Regions from separate parts of the Mus musculus genome. Here region 2 is linked to region 1. The links are chromatin loops, found by intact Hi-C in ENCODE. Cell type or tissue: heart. All regions are shown on one strand. Each heading gives the region's core, and the rest is flanking DNA. Links, peaks and the distances in the headings are about the cores only.

Region 1 (7,359 bases), core at 1,615-6,614:
GCAGTGTACTCAGAGCTCAGTTGTCTACCTAACTGCTGTTCTCCAGGTGTGATGGTTTGTATATCCTTGGACCAGGGAGTGGCACCATCTGAAGGTGTGGCCTTGTTGAAATAGGTGTGACCTGGTTGGAATGGGTGTGTCACTGTGAGTGTGGGTATAAGATCCCCACCCTAGTTGCCTGGAAGTCAGTCTTCCACTAGCAGCCTTTGGATGAAGACATAGAACTCTCAGCTCCTCCTGTGCCATGCCTGCCTGGATACTGCCATGCTCCCACCTTGATGATAATGGACTGAACCTCTGAACTTGTAAGCCAGCCCCATTTAAATGTTGTTTTTTATAAGACTTGCCTTGGTCATGGTGTCTGTAGTAAAACCCTAACTAATACACCAGGTAAGGCTGGATAGACAGGCAGCCTGTTTCATGTAAGGCCAAGGCTTTGCTCCACAGCTTGGGAACGTAGCTGGACACCTGAGATTTGTTAAGGAGCCCATGGCGCCTGTGGGTTGGGCTTAAGATGTGTAATTTCCCAGTGTGCACCTTCCTACACAACAGTTCAGTGAGGCGGGAGAAGTCGGGTTTTGGTCGCCTGGTTTGCACTGTGAAGAGGCAGGAGGGACTCTGGCAGCAAGGAGCTTTTATGTGCATTGGTGTTTTGCCTGCATGGATGTGTGAGGGTGTTGGACCCCTAGAGTTAAGGTTGTGAGCTGCCAGGTGGGTGCTGGGAATTGAACCCGGGTCCTCTGGAGGAGCAGCCAGTGCTCTTAACCACTGAACAGTCTCTTCAGGTCCTTGTGAGGAACTTTCTAACTCCAACAGGACCATAAACCTTTCTTCCCACGAGGCCTCCAGGGACAAGGACCCCTGGGGAAGTCTTCCTCCCTCTCAGGCAGCCATCCTCTCCTGATCTGACCCCTGGCTTCCCGAGGCTTCAGTTTGGAATCTAACATGGCAGCCCCTTGTCCATCTGAACACTGAGGTAACAAGCCCCCTGGACACAAGGGTATGCCAGCAGCAGTTCTAGCACCTTTATCATGATGGGGTTTCTGGTTGGAGAATCTGCCCAGAAGGCAGCAAACTGCTTTCTGAACCATCCCACTGACTTCTGAGGACACGCAGCTCCTGAGTTTCCATTTATAAGACCAAGAACGTCCCCCATGCAGGCTGCAGCTGGTTTGTCTCCGTGTGACAAAGTGGCACCTCCAGGGGCTCAACCTGTAGTGCCATTCACTGGCTGATGACAGGAATTCCTACTACTTGAGAGCAAGGCCAACAACACAGTTTCAGGTGCTCTCCCCTTGCCCCGTCACTTTAGAAACAGGACAAGTTGTCCGTAAGCTGTCTGCGGCACAATCGAGAAAGCAGAGCGCTCTACTTGGCCAGGGTTTCCTCTGGGAAGGACCACACCATTCTTCAATGTTTAATTACTCTTGGTTTTTATTGTATGAAATCACTTTGTGGGGACAGTGACATAGATTGCCTTCTAAGTCATCAAAACTGGCTTTGAGGCTAAGCCTCCAGACACCAGAATCCTGAATGTAAATCTGTCTTCTTTAATCAATAATAGAACTCATTGTGCAAGAATTTAGACAAGAAATAGTTCAAGTAAAATAGTATTTCTTAAAAACCAGCACCTCCCACAAGTCAAAGGGCATTTTTCAGCCTTGCTGACAGGGCTGGGCTCACTTGGGTCTTTTGGTCTCTTCCCTTTCAGTCAGTAGCTTGAAGGGAGGACAGGGTCACTGGGCTCTGATACCCTGCCGGATGAGCATGGCAGGTCCTACCAACGCTACTAGAATCTCATGCAAAACTCTGAGAGACGCTTCGGCACAAACAACTATTAAATGTCCTGGGCCATCTGGAGAAGTACTTCTGACACTCCAGTGGCGGGCGGCTCAACAGTCACTTTGCACTGAAAATCAAAGAACCCTACACACTCACGGCTCACGAACGGCTTCTGCCAGGGGAGGGGCTGTGGTCACGTGATCACGAGTACTCTGCCACTTTATCACACAGCAACTACCACAGAGGAGCAGTGGGGAGGGGAACTCAGAAAAAAATCACTAAAACGTTTGACAATCTTATCCAGAAACCGCCAAAATTTTAGTGTTTAATAATTAATAGAACTGACCAGGATGTGAAGATAGCAAGTTTGAGGGATGGGGTGTAGGGGTACTCTAGGCTATGCAGGCTGTGATAAGAATGCACGTTTATAAACCTGTCCACACATAGGAGTTAGTTGCAGAAAGCCACTTGGTTTTTGTCTTGGCTCGGGACAACAACATTCTGGATTCAGTACCGGCAGCCTGTGGGAGAAGAAAATGACCATTAGTATCAGCTCCAGCAGAGTCATCTGCTCAATTCCCCACTCTCCGTGCACACTAGTCTACAAAATGCCATGGTAAATAAGCAGTCTGCTTATGTGTCTGGCATCCCTGTGTGAGTATGTGCGGGTGAGTGTGAGTCCTTATTCCTGTGTGTGTATGTGCGGGTGAGTGCGAGTCCTTGAGGAGGCCTTTGAAGGTGGAGTTGCAGAGTGGTGAGCAGCGTCACGGGACAGCCGGGAACCGATCTTGGGTCCTCTACAAGAGCTTACGGCTCTAAGAGCTGAGCCACGTCTCTAGCCTCGTATTTAGACATCTTTATTCAGAGTTCTGACTCTACTTCCTGTTTCCATTTCCTTCTTTGTATATACCCATCCGGTGAACATCTTTAATCCTACAATCTTTCAGTTTCCTGCCGTAACGCAGCAGAGCTCCCTGGCAGCTCCAAGGCCCACTGTATACTTCAGCTCCTCTCTGGACAGGACTGGCTGCAATATAGCACATGACTCACGGTGAGGCAGCCCAGCATGTCGGTCACTACCTGACCTTCCCAGCCCCGAAGAGTCTCTTGGATTCCAACCTCTATTATAGTCACTGAAAAGTTGGTTCCAGCCCACGCTCAGAAAATAAGATGGGGGCTAAGAATCAGCCATTATATATGATCTTGATATTCTCATACTAAATCCTTGGTAAACTTCATTAAGAAATTAGGACTCTGCAGATGGTAAAAGTGAGGCCCACCTTTAATCCCAGCACTTGAGGCAGAGGCAGAGGCAGAGGCAGGTGGAGCTCTTTGAGTCTGAGGCCGTTCTGGTCTATACAGCAAGTTCTAGGCCAACAAGGCAGGGTTGCATAAGATTACGTCTCAAGAAAAAAACAAAAAAGTGCCTCTCCCCCAACAAGCACAGGTGCAGGCTACAAGAAGAAATTCACCTCAGTAGGTGGTTTTAGAGTAAAGGCGTCAAGTTTACAGTAAAAATCACACACACGCACATCTCTAGGACTTAAGATATCTATGCTCATGAAGGTGGCTTGAGTTCTCCACTATTTCCAAAAACAAAGCAATGAGCTATTTCAGTGGTAAGGGCAGGGCACCAAAACCACATGCCCCAAACTGCCATCATCCAGTGGTCCTCAGTGAGCAGCTTACCGGATAGACATGTGTCCGAGTCCCACGTATGTCCATGCAGGGCCTAGGGTTCGAGTGAGGCCCAACACAAACTGTTAACGTACTTAAAATGAAACCGTCATGGGACGGACAAGGCTCATCAATTGAGAGCACTTTTGCTCTTGGAGAGGACCTAGGTTTGGTTCCCAGCACCCATGTGGTGGCAAGTGCTGCCTGTAACTCCAGTTCCAGGAGAACCGATGCCTTCTTCTGGCCTCCCATGGCATGAGGAACATATGCAGGTAAAACACTCATATGTAAATAAGTCTTTTAACAAAAGTCAATTTCAGGGCTGGTGAGCTGGCTCAGAGGTTAAGAGCACTGACTGCTCTTCCAGAGGTCCTGAGTTCAAATCCCAGAAACCACACGGTGGCTCACAACCATCTGTAATGGGATCTGATGCCCTCTTCTGGTGTGTCTGAAGAGAGTGACAGCGTACATGAATGAAAGAAAGAAATAAAGAAAGAAAGAAAGAAAGGAAGGAAGGAAGGAAAAATCAATCTCATTTTTTTTTTTTTTTTTTTTTTTTTTTTGGTTTTTCGAGATTGGGTTTCTCTGTGTAGCCCTGGCTGTCCTGGAGCTCACTTTGTAGACCAGGCTGGCCTCGAACTCTGAAATCTGCCTGCCTCTGCCTCCCAAGTGCTGGGATTAGGTGGGAATTTCATAGCTGACATCGTGCTATGAGGAAAAAGATTGGCACATGCCTGGCACTGATACAGTAAGTTTGAAGTAATACAACTCGGAAATGTGAAATCTACCCAAGGAACTAGTTTGGCATGGAACATTTCTTTTCTTTTTAAAGATTTATTTATTTTACGTATATGAGTACGCTGTAGCTGTACAGATGGTTGTGAGCCTTCACGTGGTTGTTGGGAATTGAATTTAGGACCTGTGCTCGCTCAGGTCGGCCTGAAGATTTATTATTATAGATAAGTACACTGTAGCTGTCTACAGACTCACCAGAAGAGGGCGTCAGATCTCACTTCGGGTGGTATTTCAAAAACTTGGGAGTTCACCGGTGGGGAGGAGAGAGGTCTCCTGATAACCGATCAACGACACCCCCCCACCCCGTCGCACTGACGGGCGTTTTACGCTGAGGTAACCCCCCCCCCTCACCTTCAACTCTTCTGGGCAGTAGGAATCTTGTTTTCAGGGTCCAGTTCTTCTACTCCAGCCTGGGTCATGAGGTCAGCGATATTCTTCTCCAGGTCGTCAATCCGACTGCTCATGTCATCTAGTGGCACAGTTAAAGAGCCCGCACGGCAGCATCACCTCACCTCGGCCTCTCCCCCCCAGGCCCCCGCCCACTGGTTTAAACAGCTGCTTCCCCAGTTTCATCTGGCTACAGTGACAGCCTGGCGGTCGGGGTTCGGGGGGACTGGGGTGAGTTTTCTTCCCTACACCTCCAACTCTAGAAGTACTCCCAGACAACGGTTACCATGCAAACCCCTTTACTGGTGTTCTGGAGGGGCACCAACAAGGGCTTGGGGTAGGTCTCGCTGTGTCTCTGGCTCTTGGCACAGTCCTCCACGGGAACACAATATAGCCAAGATCAGGAAAGACACTTCTAAGTGGGGACGGGGAAAAGGCTCGGCCGTTAAGAGCACGCGAGGCTCCTGCAGAGGGCACGAGTGTACTGGGCAGTTCACAACCGCCTGTTACTCCAGCTCCAGGGGATCCAACGCCTCTGGTCTCAGTCACTCCCAGTACCCCCTTATACATATAATTAAAAATAATAAACCCTTTGTAAAAAAAAAGGCAATTTCTAAATGACTAACTGAAATCTGTTTGTAAACCACCCCGCTCACCCCCACAGTTAAGAAACTGCCTCCAAATCAAAAGGATATTCCTTCCGATGATCTGGTCTGACATGATCTGAAACTTGTCTTGCATCTGCTGCAAGAGCGTCTCCACCTAAGAGAAACCAGGACAAGTCAGCCGATCCCAACCTATGCCGAGACCCCCTTCCTGGGACCGGCGTTGGGGAGCCGAGGACGCAGGCATGAAGGGGGGGTGGGGTGGTGGTGGTTCCCGGCTGGAGTGTGAGGCCTTCAGCAAGGGCCTGCCAGCTCGGATCGGTGTCCCTGCGGGTCAGGTCCGGAGGGTCCGGGTCGGGGCCGACCGGAGGGCGAGCCCCGCAGGTGCGCGGGCCGAGGCCGCTGGCCACACCCCACGCCAGGGCCGAGAGCGGCCCCGGGGTGTCCAGGCCCATATGAGGCTGCCGCTTACCACCAAGGTGATGTCCTGCATGGTCTTGGGGTCCGTCTCGGCCATCTCCCCGGTGCCCAGCTTGGCGGCGATGTCTCGGAACCGTCACCTACACTTCGGTTTCTCGGCGCAGACGCCCACAAGCCGACAGTTCTCGCGACTACACGGTCACGGGACCGCGAGGCATTGTGGGTGTTGTAGTTTCTGCCACGCACCGGAAGGTCCTAGGAGGCTTCAGATTGTCCTGCCTGCGGATAAGCTACGCCCCCCAGTTCTTAGCTCCGCCTTCATCTTCCGCCCAGTTCCACCCTGAAGGCTGAACCGAGAGGAAGAGGAGGAGAAAACGCCGGAAATGGACCAAAATTGTGGGGATTAGCGTTGGCTTCTTCCATGGATGTAGTTAGGCACTCAGGCCTTGCAAGGCGAAGCCGGTGACGAGCTTGCTTCAAAGTCTGACACTGTGAGTTCAATCTCTGTGATCCACATGTTGGAAGCAGAAACTCGATTCCCACAAATTGTGTGTGCACTGCTGTGACATGCATGCATACACACATAAACATACACACAAAATAAGAAAGTGTTCTGTTACTACTAAAAAACATTAGGGGGCTGGAGAGATGGCTCAGCGGTTAAGAGCACTCACTGCTCTTCCAGAGGACCCGGGTTCTATTCCCAGCACCCACAGGGTAGCTCACAACTCCAAATCTAGGAGACCCAACAACCTCACACAGACAAAACACAGTGCAGGCAGTGGAGGAGGCTGGGATAGAATATCGTGGTCATTTGAATACAAATGGCCCCATAGGCCCATAGGGACTGGCCCTATTAGGAGGTTTGGCCTTGTTGGAGTAGGTGTGACCTTGTTGGAGGAGGTGTGTCACTAGGAGGCGGACTTTGGGGTTTCAGAAGTTCAAGCCTGGCCAGTGTCCTGCTGTGTGTGGATCCAGATGTAGAACTCTCAGCTCCTCTTCCAGCACCATGTCTGCCTGCACATGCCATGCTTCCTGTCATGATGATAGTGGACTAGTCCTCTGAACTGTAAGCCAGCCCCAGTTAAATATTTTCTTTTATGAGAGTTGTTGTGGGTATGGTGTCTCTTCACAGCAATAGATGTCCTAACTAAGACAGATCCAATTCTTTACATTTATGGACTGGAGTGGGGGTGTCTCTGAGTCTAGCAAACCAGTGAAGGTACGCGGCGTTAGGATATAAGGTCCGATTGTTCCACCCTACCTTGGGGCTGTTATAGGGAGTTGGGCAGCTTAAGGAAGACTCTAGACAGGGCAGGAGGAGTGGCTGATCCCCTCTGCAGAGCCAACACCGGCCAGAGTTCTCCATGTTCCTACGTTACAGTGAATTGTACAGGCACATGGATGGCTACAGGCCAGGAGACAGTTTAGTAAAGGAGAGAAACAGGGAACTCCAGCGTCCACCAGACCCAGGCTGAGGCCCAGCTTCAAAAGGGACCAGGTCTGTGACCTTCCCTAAGTTATTTACTTACCGTGTGTTCTTCTTCAGCAGCATCTGGGAAAGTTTTCAAAATTCTGCTTTCTGTTGAGTGAGGACCCCAACTTCCAGTCCCACAGAATGGCCCCTGACTATTTGTCTGCAACTGACACACAAGCTTGGTCTCAGGACTGTGTTTTGGGGTGAGGGTGGGGT
Region 2 (7,359 bases), core at 992-5,991, 1.5 Mb after region 1:
TCTGTCCTTGCCACTGCCATTTTGGGCGAACACAATGACTGTCTCTTCTTGGAGGAAAGGCAGGACTTCTCTTTGAAGCATTACTCTCCCCACTATGAAGTCTCTCGCCTCCCGCTGGGATTATAAATCAAGTCCTACCCTAAACCAGGACAAATGGAGACCCTCCTTGACTTTGAAATTGTGAGCAGAGTGCCTTAAGAGCTGAGAAATCTGCTGGTGTTCACCCAGTGACAGTTTACATTCATCCCTGCTTCCAAGATTCCTTGGTGGTCCTGGCTGCTGCCCTTTTTTTTTCCCTTTGTTCTTAAGCCCCCTCGTCAACTCTAGGAACTACGGGGTATCCCAATAAATCTGTTTTGTGTATGCCCCTTCATAACTGGTACTTGGAAACAAACAAGCAAAAGTAGCAAGTGGGACTTAATATACCATCTGCCTCAATCTCTGCATGAGAGCATCCTCTGCAGGCCCCAGACTCTTCTCCCCCAGCTCCCGCACGGGGAAGGTGTGTGCTGCCACAGCAGCTCTGAAGTCAGTACTGCAGACATGGAGAGAAAGGGTGGGAGGACTCAATATGGAGAGAGGAGTCCTCTTCTTGATGGATCCAGTAGTTGGCCTTTACAATCCCAACCAACTTCATCATGACATGACTCGGAACCATGTGAAGACCTACTTAGGATATTTCTGACCACAAAACAGTGATTTCTTTATTGTATTTAATCACAACATGTTATTGAGTAGAGCATCTATCCTGTGTTCTATAATCTAGTACCATCAAAAGATTAAGGAGTTATCTTCCCTGTGGGGAGCAATTCAAAGCCACAATTACACTATTAGTCTTAAATTACTACTCATGTATTACATTTGGAGAGGTAGGACTTTTGGGTATTCGTTTTAAGTATTTGCAACACCAAATAAAAATACAGAATGTTTTTAGTTGACTGCTTGAAAACTTTGGTCTTTATCTCTCAAACGAGTGCTGAAGAATTGAGACAATAGCATCCCTGTTTCGGGGAAACAAATCAAAACCCAGTGCTCAAGTAGACTAGAAATAATGGAGGTCTGAATGAAGTTATGGAGCTTGGCCAGCCGTTGATGGTTGTACACATGCTATTACATCCACAAAGGACGATGTTTTCCTCTTCTTAACCCAAAAGGACTCATCCTTCAAGAGTTAACTCAGACACCCTCGAGCTTCCTGGAGATTAAGTCACCTTTTCTTCTCCTCTGTCCTCAGGCACTTCTTTCAAAATCCTACACAGTAGCCAAGGTCAGAATTCTAGGAAGTGGATTAGCAGGTATGATTGTGTACTGTTTGCTTGGTAGAGTTTCAGATTTGCAAAATGGGGAGTGGGTGACCTGCAGCTACAGCACACAGCCCTGGGAATGACTGGGAGGACTAACTAGTCCTTGGCTAACTTGTAGGATGTAAAACAAGGCCAGGAGTGGAAGTCGACTAAGTCTCAGGTGTGTGCCCACCAAGTCTCCGGGTCTCAACCTGCTCTACCTTACCAAACCTTTTAGCATAGCTTCACATCCCACAAATCCTCCTTTTTCTTTTTATAGGAGGGGCATCACTGGAGTGTCTAGAGTGAAAATTTAGGGTGGGGTGGAATATCAAAATAAAACACAACACCATAAGCCAGAGGGGTAACAAGGGGTGGGAGCTAAGAAAACAAGGGATTATTGAAACAATTAAATGTCATACCATTTGGGATACACTGCCTTTGCCAGGCCAGAGAGGCTCAGGGACTCTTGCTATGCCATCTTTGGTCAGCAAGCTCTTGTCACAACTGTAACTTATAGTTACATGATACTTCATTTTTCTATGGTCACCATAATGAAATACTACAGGGGTGGGGTGGGAGGGGGTGTTGGGTGTCGGCTACATGTATTTCTTATAGTCATGACCAAGGTAGTAGTAGTTTTGGCTTCTCTGGGGCTTCTTTCCTTGGCGTGTAAATGGTCTTTCTTTTAGCACACACACCTCTGGTGCACTCAGAAGTTTTCATCTTATGACAGGAGGCTGAAGATTTAGCTAAGTGGTAAGCTTAGTGTGTGGCTGTAGGTTTCGTCTACAGCACAGGGGAAGAAAGGCTACCAGCCACACTGGATGTGGGTTCGTCCTAAAGGTTGTCTCTTGAAAAGCCCTGTCTCCAAACACAGTCACATTTTGAAATAATGGGGGTCAGGACTTCAGTATTTGAATGGAAGGAGACATAAGTCTGCCATATATGGTTAGTCCGGTAACAAGATAGCAGGATTTTTATTTATTTTATTTTTTATTTTTGGTACATTCTACCACCAAGGCTTCATATAACGATATTTTCTTGACTTTCAAGCCTTCCCACTTTGATCTGAAGAGGGCCACCCTGGATTAAATTTAAAGTGACCCTAAAAGTCACTGGCTGCAGCCATTTTCTTCCTTCCACGGTATTTACTGCTTTCTAATGTAGCTCCAGGAAAGGGTGGGAATGTGTCTTTAGCCCCTTGGTGCTCACCCATGTCTCACTGACAGTTATGAGTAAATGTGTTTCTGTAACCACTTAACACATTATGTCTTTATTTACTCCACTGAGAAAACCTGCAGGGCGTTTAATATCCGGAATGCTTTATGAATCTCGACTTTACCACTTCTCCAGCGGGTTGCTTATTACATGCCAGTGATGTGTCCTTCCGTATACTTACGAGGTACGGCACCACAACTTGTGGAAGTCCATTCTGCCCTTCCATCACGGGGGTCCCGGGGATCAAACTCATGTCCTCCTCGGGCTTGGCAGCAAGTGTTTTCACCCATTAAACCACCCCTGGCCCCTTCACAAGTTGTCGCCTTGCGTACAGCTCTTGCTAGTTCCTGCCATTCTTCCCATTCCAGAAGGAAATCCTTCAGGCTCCAAGATGCACAGCGAACAGGTGTATGCATATTCATCAGTCTTCCACGGTTTGTGTGCAGCCCTACAGCTATCACGCAGCCTGGGTTTGTGACCACCTCCTTCACTCTGGGACAGAGCATAGCGACACCAGCGGCTCAGGGCTACTGAGAGTTCTAGAAAACACGCTTCATAGAAAGCCACCATTCGTATTTTTAAAACTTTTAAACTCTGGCAGCAACCTCAGCGGCCTCAGCTAGGACCTCAGCAAGGAACTTCCAGACCGGGTCGTTAGGGAGTCCTCGGGTGTCGTGGAGGCCCCGCCTACAGCTCCAGCGTCCTCCCCTTAATCCGCCTTTCCTGAGTTTAGCCCTGGGACCCTGAATCGCAGTCGCCCCGCGGTGGCCCGAGCTCTTACCACAGCTCTTTGCGGAGAGACGCGCTCCGGGAGCTGGAGAAGCCAGAAGCAGCTCCGAGCACTAGGGCGGGGCAGCGCGATGGGTGTGCCTAATCGGGGGCGTGGCAACGGCGCGGGGGCGGAGCTAAAGCTCTGCCACGCCTGTAAGCGACGTGGCCCGGGCGGGTCTAGAGCGTCGTCTTATCTAGCTCCGCTCTTGACCGTGCGCAAGCGCAGTGCGGCGGGAAAGCCTCTGCAAGTGCGTCCAACATGGCGTCGGAGCGCAAGACTAAGTTATCCAAGAACCTGCTGCGCATGAAGGTGCTGAGGTCGGGAATGCTGGGTTGTCGGGCGGGGAGGCTGCTGAGCTCCGAGATGTTCCGTAGTGGGACTCGGGCCGAAGCGATGGGCAGACTGGCTCGGGATGGCCGCGGCCAGCGCACCCCATTCATTCGCTCAGCCTGCGGGCCTTTGGGCACCAGGGGTGAGATTTTGCTTAGCCTGATGTGGGGAGGGAGCCTGCACAACGTTCATCAGAGCCTGCAGAGTTGAGTGCTGTGGTGGCTTTAGTGTCTGGGCCGCCTGGGAAGTTAGACTTCTCGCGAGAAGTGGTCCCTAAGGAGGAACAACGTGAGGGATGGCAGGTAGTGTCCTAAACTGAGGGAAAGTGAGTCCAGAAGCTAAGAAGGAGAAAATCAGGGACGTTGCAAAGAACTAAAGGTAGCTCGGACGTCTGAAAGACAAGGAGCATAAAATGAGGCTGGAAATCTTAGTGGTCACACATCCAAGGAATTGTAAGCCAGGCTGAAGTTTTGTTCCTGTTGCCTCATGAGCAGGAGGAAACTGTTTTCTGAGTTAATTGCTTTTTGTTTGTTTGTTTGTTTGTTGGGGGGGGGGGGGGTCGAGACAGGGTTTCTCTGTGTAGCCCTGGCTGTCCTGGAACTCACTCTGTAGACCAGGCTGGCCTCGAACTCAGAAATTTGCCTGCCTCTGCCTCTCCCAAGTGCTGGGATTAAAGGCGTGCGCCACCACGCCTGGCTAGTTATTGTTTTTTTAAGGCCACTTTAACTGAACTGTGGATGATGGTTAATCAGAAAGGCCCAGCCCAACAACGTGAAAGCTCACAGCCAAAAGGATGAGCTAAAAAAGTTCCTGTGTTCTGGGTGAAGGTTGTCTTCGTGGTGGGAATGGAGAAAATGTTAGTGGGGTGAAATGAGTTCTCCACTAACTTTTAAACAAAATGAGTTTCCCTTTGTGTGTGTGCATGCATAGCTGTATATATACCATGTGTGTTCAGGTGCCTGCGAAGGCCAGAAGAGAGTGTTGGAGCCCCTGAAACTGGAGTTTTAAGTCAGCAGGTATGAGTACCAGGACTTAGGCAAGAGTCAAGGGTGCTCTTAGCCACTGAGCCAACTTCCCCAGCCCATGATTTTTAAATTTGAAGTTGAGCCAGCTGAAGTGGCTTTGATGGCACACATTTGTAATCCCAGCACTTGGGAGGTGGAGGCAGGAGCTTAATTTGTGGCCAGCCTGAGCTGGATATGAGACCCTGTCTCAGACATCATTAAAACAGAAGCAGCTTAACCACAATTTAAAAGGGGTTAAAAGCGGATGAACACAGGAGTTAAGACAGGGAAAAGCTAACTCTTGAAGCTTAAATAATACTAATAGAACGTATTCACGGTCCTCCCAATATTCCGGCATTGTTCTCCGTGTATATACTGAACCACTTAATTCACATAGTAACATTTGAAGGAGTTACAGTTGTCATCTCTGACACCTGAGGTATCTGAGACAGAAGTAACAGCTGAAAAGACTGGTCATCTGGCCCCAGAGCTTCTGCTTGTAATGATTAGCCTGTAGCACCTGTCTCTAACACACGGGGAGCTTGATTACAACGCCTGACTCAACAGTATTATAAACATGTGTTTAACAGAGCTGTCCTACCTACCAAGCGGTATAGTTTAGCTACACAGTACACTATAGAGTTTCAGTAGCTTACCCCAGGATGGTGTAGCTGTCTGGGAGCTGTGGCCCACTGTGCCCCAGCAGCCTAATAGAGTCTCCTCTTACATATGGCTAGCCCAGGAAACAGCATTCCTAGTAGTGTTTCTAATGGGTGGTAGCAGATCCCCACCATCTTAAAGGTGATTTGATTCATTAAGCCTCACCATGTGAAGTTGTGGTCTGTCAGTGCTTATGGTGAAATGAAAACTCTCTTAGAGAACGTGTTTCCAAGAAAAGGAAGGAAGGCATAAACGGGTGCTGTGTCGAGGGCCGGGGAGTGAGCATTCCCCCATGAGCTTTGAGTGCAAGCTGAGCTGGGATGCTATCTGGCCTAGGTATTTGTAAATATATTTGAGTCTCAGAGTTGTTATTTATGGGAGCTTGGGGCCCAGAGGAAAAACCCAAGTTTATAGAAAACATCATACAGCAATGCTTCATTAATCCCAGCACTGAAGAGGCCTGTGAGGCAGGTGGATCTCTTGCGTTCAAGGCCAACCTGGTCTACATCCTGAGTTCCAGGACAGACAGGGCTACACAGTGAAATCCTATCTGGGAAACCTTAAGAAATAAACAAGCAAACAAACAAAAAACCCTAGACAGTTACTGATGGAGCTGGAGAGCTATAGTTTCCCAGAGTCTGCTCTGAACCCTCAGTTTTGAGGGAGGTGAAATTGCTAGTTTTAGAGTGTGTTCTGAGGTCTTCCGAACCCTAGACATGCTTGGTTCACAGCCATGTTCTTATCCTCTGTCCAGTGTAGATGTGGGTGACTGACTGACTGTGTGCCTTCATGTATCCGCTAAGGCGAAATTGAAGATAGGAGGCAGTTAGTCAGGTTTTGCCACCAAGAATGTAAGGGGCCGTGTGAGGCACCTGTACTTTGAACCACAGGGTCACTAATCCAAGGGTCACTGGTACTCAGGGAGTCGTTTGTCTGCCGGGTGCCCTGGTACCTATGGCTGGCCACCCATGAGCCAGGGCACTGACACGGGCTTGCTCCTGTCTTAACAGTTCATGCAAAGAGGCCTGGACTCGGAAACCAAGAAACAGCTAGAAGAGGAGGAGCGGAAGATGATCAGCGACGAGCACTGGTACCTGGATTTGCCGGAGTTGAAGGAGAAGGAGTAGGTGACTGGGGTTCATGGGGGAGGGGAAGGTGGGGGAGGCTAATACAGATGAGGAGTGTTGCGGGAAATATTAAGACAAACTCTCAGCGGGGGCCAGGCCACGCTCCTGCAGCCTCCAACTCTCTGGAGTTGGCCCCTGCGCCACGTGAGCTCATGTCTCTCTGGCCCCTTGAGGCCACAGGGCTCCAGCCGGGCCATCTCTAGAATACACCTCCCCTCCCCCAGCCCAGTTCTTCTCACTTCCACTCAATGCTCCGCACACCCCACCTAATTACCAGGTAGAATCAAGACTTTGTTGTTGTTGTTGTTGTTGTTTTGGGGTTTTTTGGTTTTTTTCAAGACAGGGTTTCTCTGTGTACACAGGGACACTCTGTGAGTGTCCTGGCACTCACTTTGTAGACCAGGCTGGCCTCGAACTCAGTAATCCGCCTGCTTCTGCCTCCCAAGTGCTGGGATTAAAGGCGTGCGCCACTACCACCCAGCAAATCATGACTCTTAAAGCTTAATTACCTAATCAGATTTATATAACAATAGAAATCACAATTTACAAGAAGCCAATTACAATACTTTCAGAGCCAACTGATAATGATAAAGCCTTTACCCCAGTTATTCTAACCTTGTGAAAATCTTAGCTACCTGTGGCTGTTTAAAACCACACGGGATCAGGATCTTCTTCCAGTCCCTCTGCCTCCATTTTGGCTTCTCCTCCTGACAGTCCCTCTGCCTCCATGTTGGCTTCTCCTCCTGAGACCTCTGTATCTCCCCAACTCATAGCTCCACCTCCCTTCTCCTGTCCAATCACAGGCTTCCCACTGTCCTAATGTGATTGGACAGGGAAAATCCTGCAACATTTCACCCTTTCTGTTTAATTTAAAAAATATAAATTTCTCAAAATATAAATTAAGCGCAACTACTACCATTTTTGTAAATTATATGGTATAAGATAGACCCAATGTCCAGTCC

What was found. Hi-C counts contacts between places; a loop is a spot of excess contacts. Peaks named below come from ENCODE experiments on the same cell type or tissue, not always from the same donor. Only the 100,000 strongest peaks of a DNase experiment are listed, where the experiment ranks them.
Region 2: a loop joins it to region 1, with 4 times the contacts of the local background. A loop is called at or near these places in 1 of 42 quality-filtered maps.

Annotation. Positions count from the first base shown.
Region 1 is chr8:119,342,980-119,350,338 of GRCm38, reverse strand. It overlaps Hsbp1 (heat shock factor binding protein 1), which reads right to left and starts at 5,801. Exons shown (of 4, transcript NM_024219.1): 1 at 5,719-5,801; 2 at 5,337-5,403; 3 at 4,606-4,726; 4 at 1,410-2,303. The coding sequence starts at 5,763. The coding sequence ends at 4,608. In heart, for the core only: a CTCF peak has its summit at 4,453 (motif pointing right); a DNase peak (open chromatin) is centred at 5,888; H3K4me3 peaks cover 2,066 bases; H3K27ac peaks cover 1,705 bases.
Region 2 is chr8:117,798,078-117,805,436 of GRCm38, reverse strand. It overlaps Mphosph6 (M phase phosphoprotein 6), which reads left to right and starts at 3,463. Exons shown (of 5, transcript NM_026758.4): 1 at 3,463-3,585; 2 at 6,281-6,393. The coding sequence starts at 3,535. In heart, for the core only: a CTCF peak has its summit at 3,262; a DNase peak (open chromatin) is centred at 3,406; H3K4me3 peaks cover 2,722 bases; H3K27ac peaks cover 2,271 bases.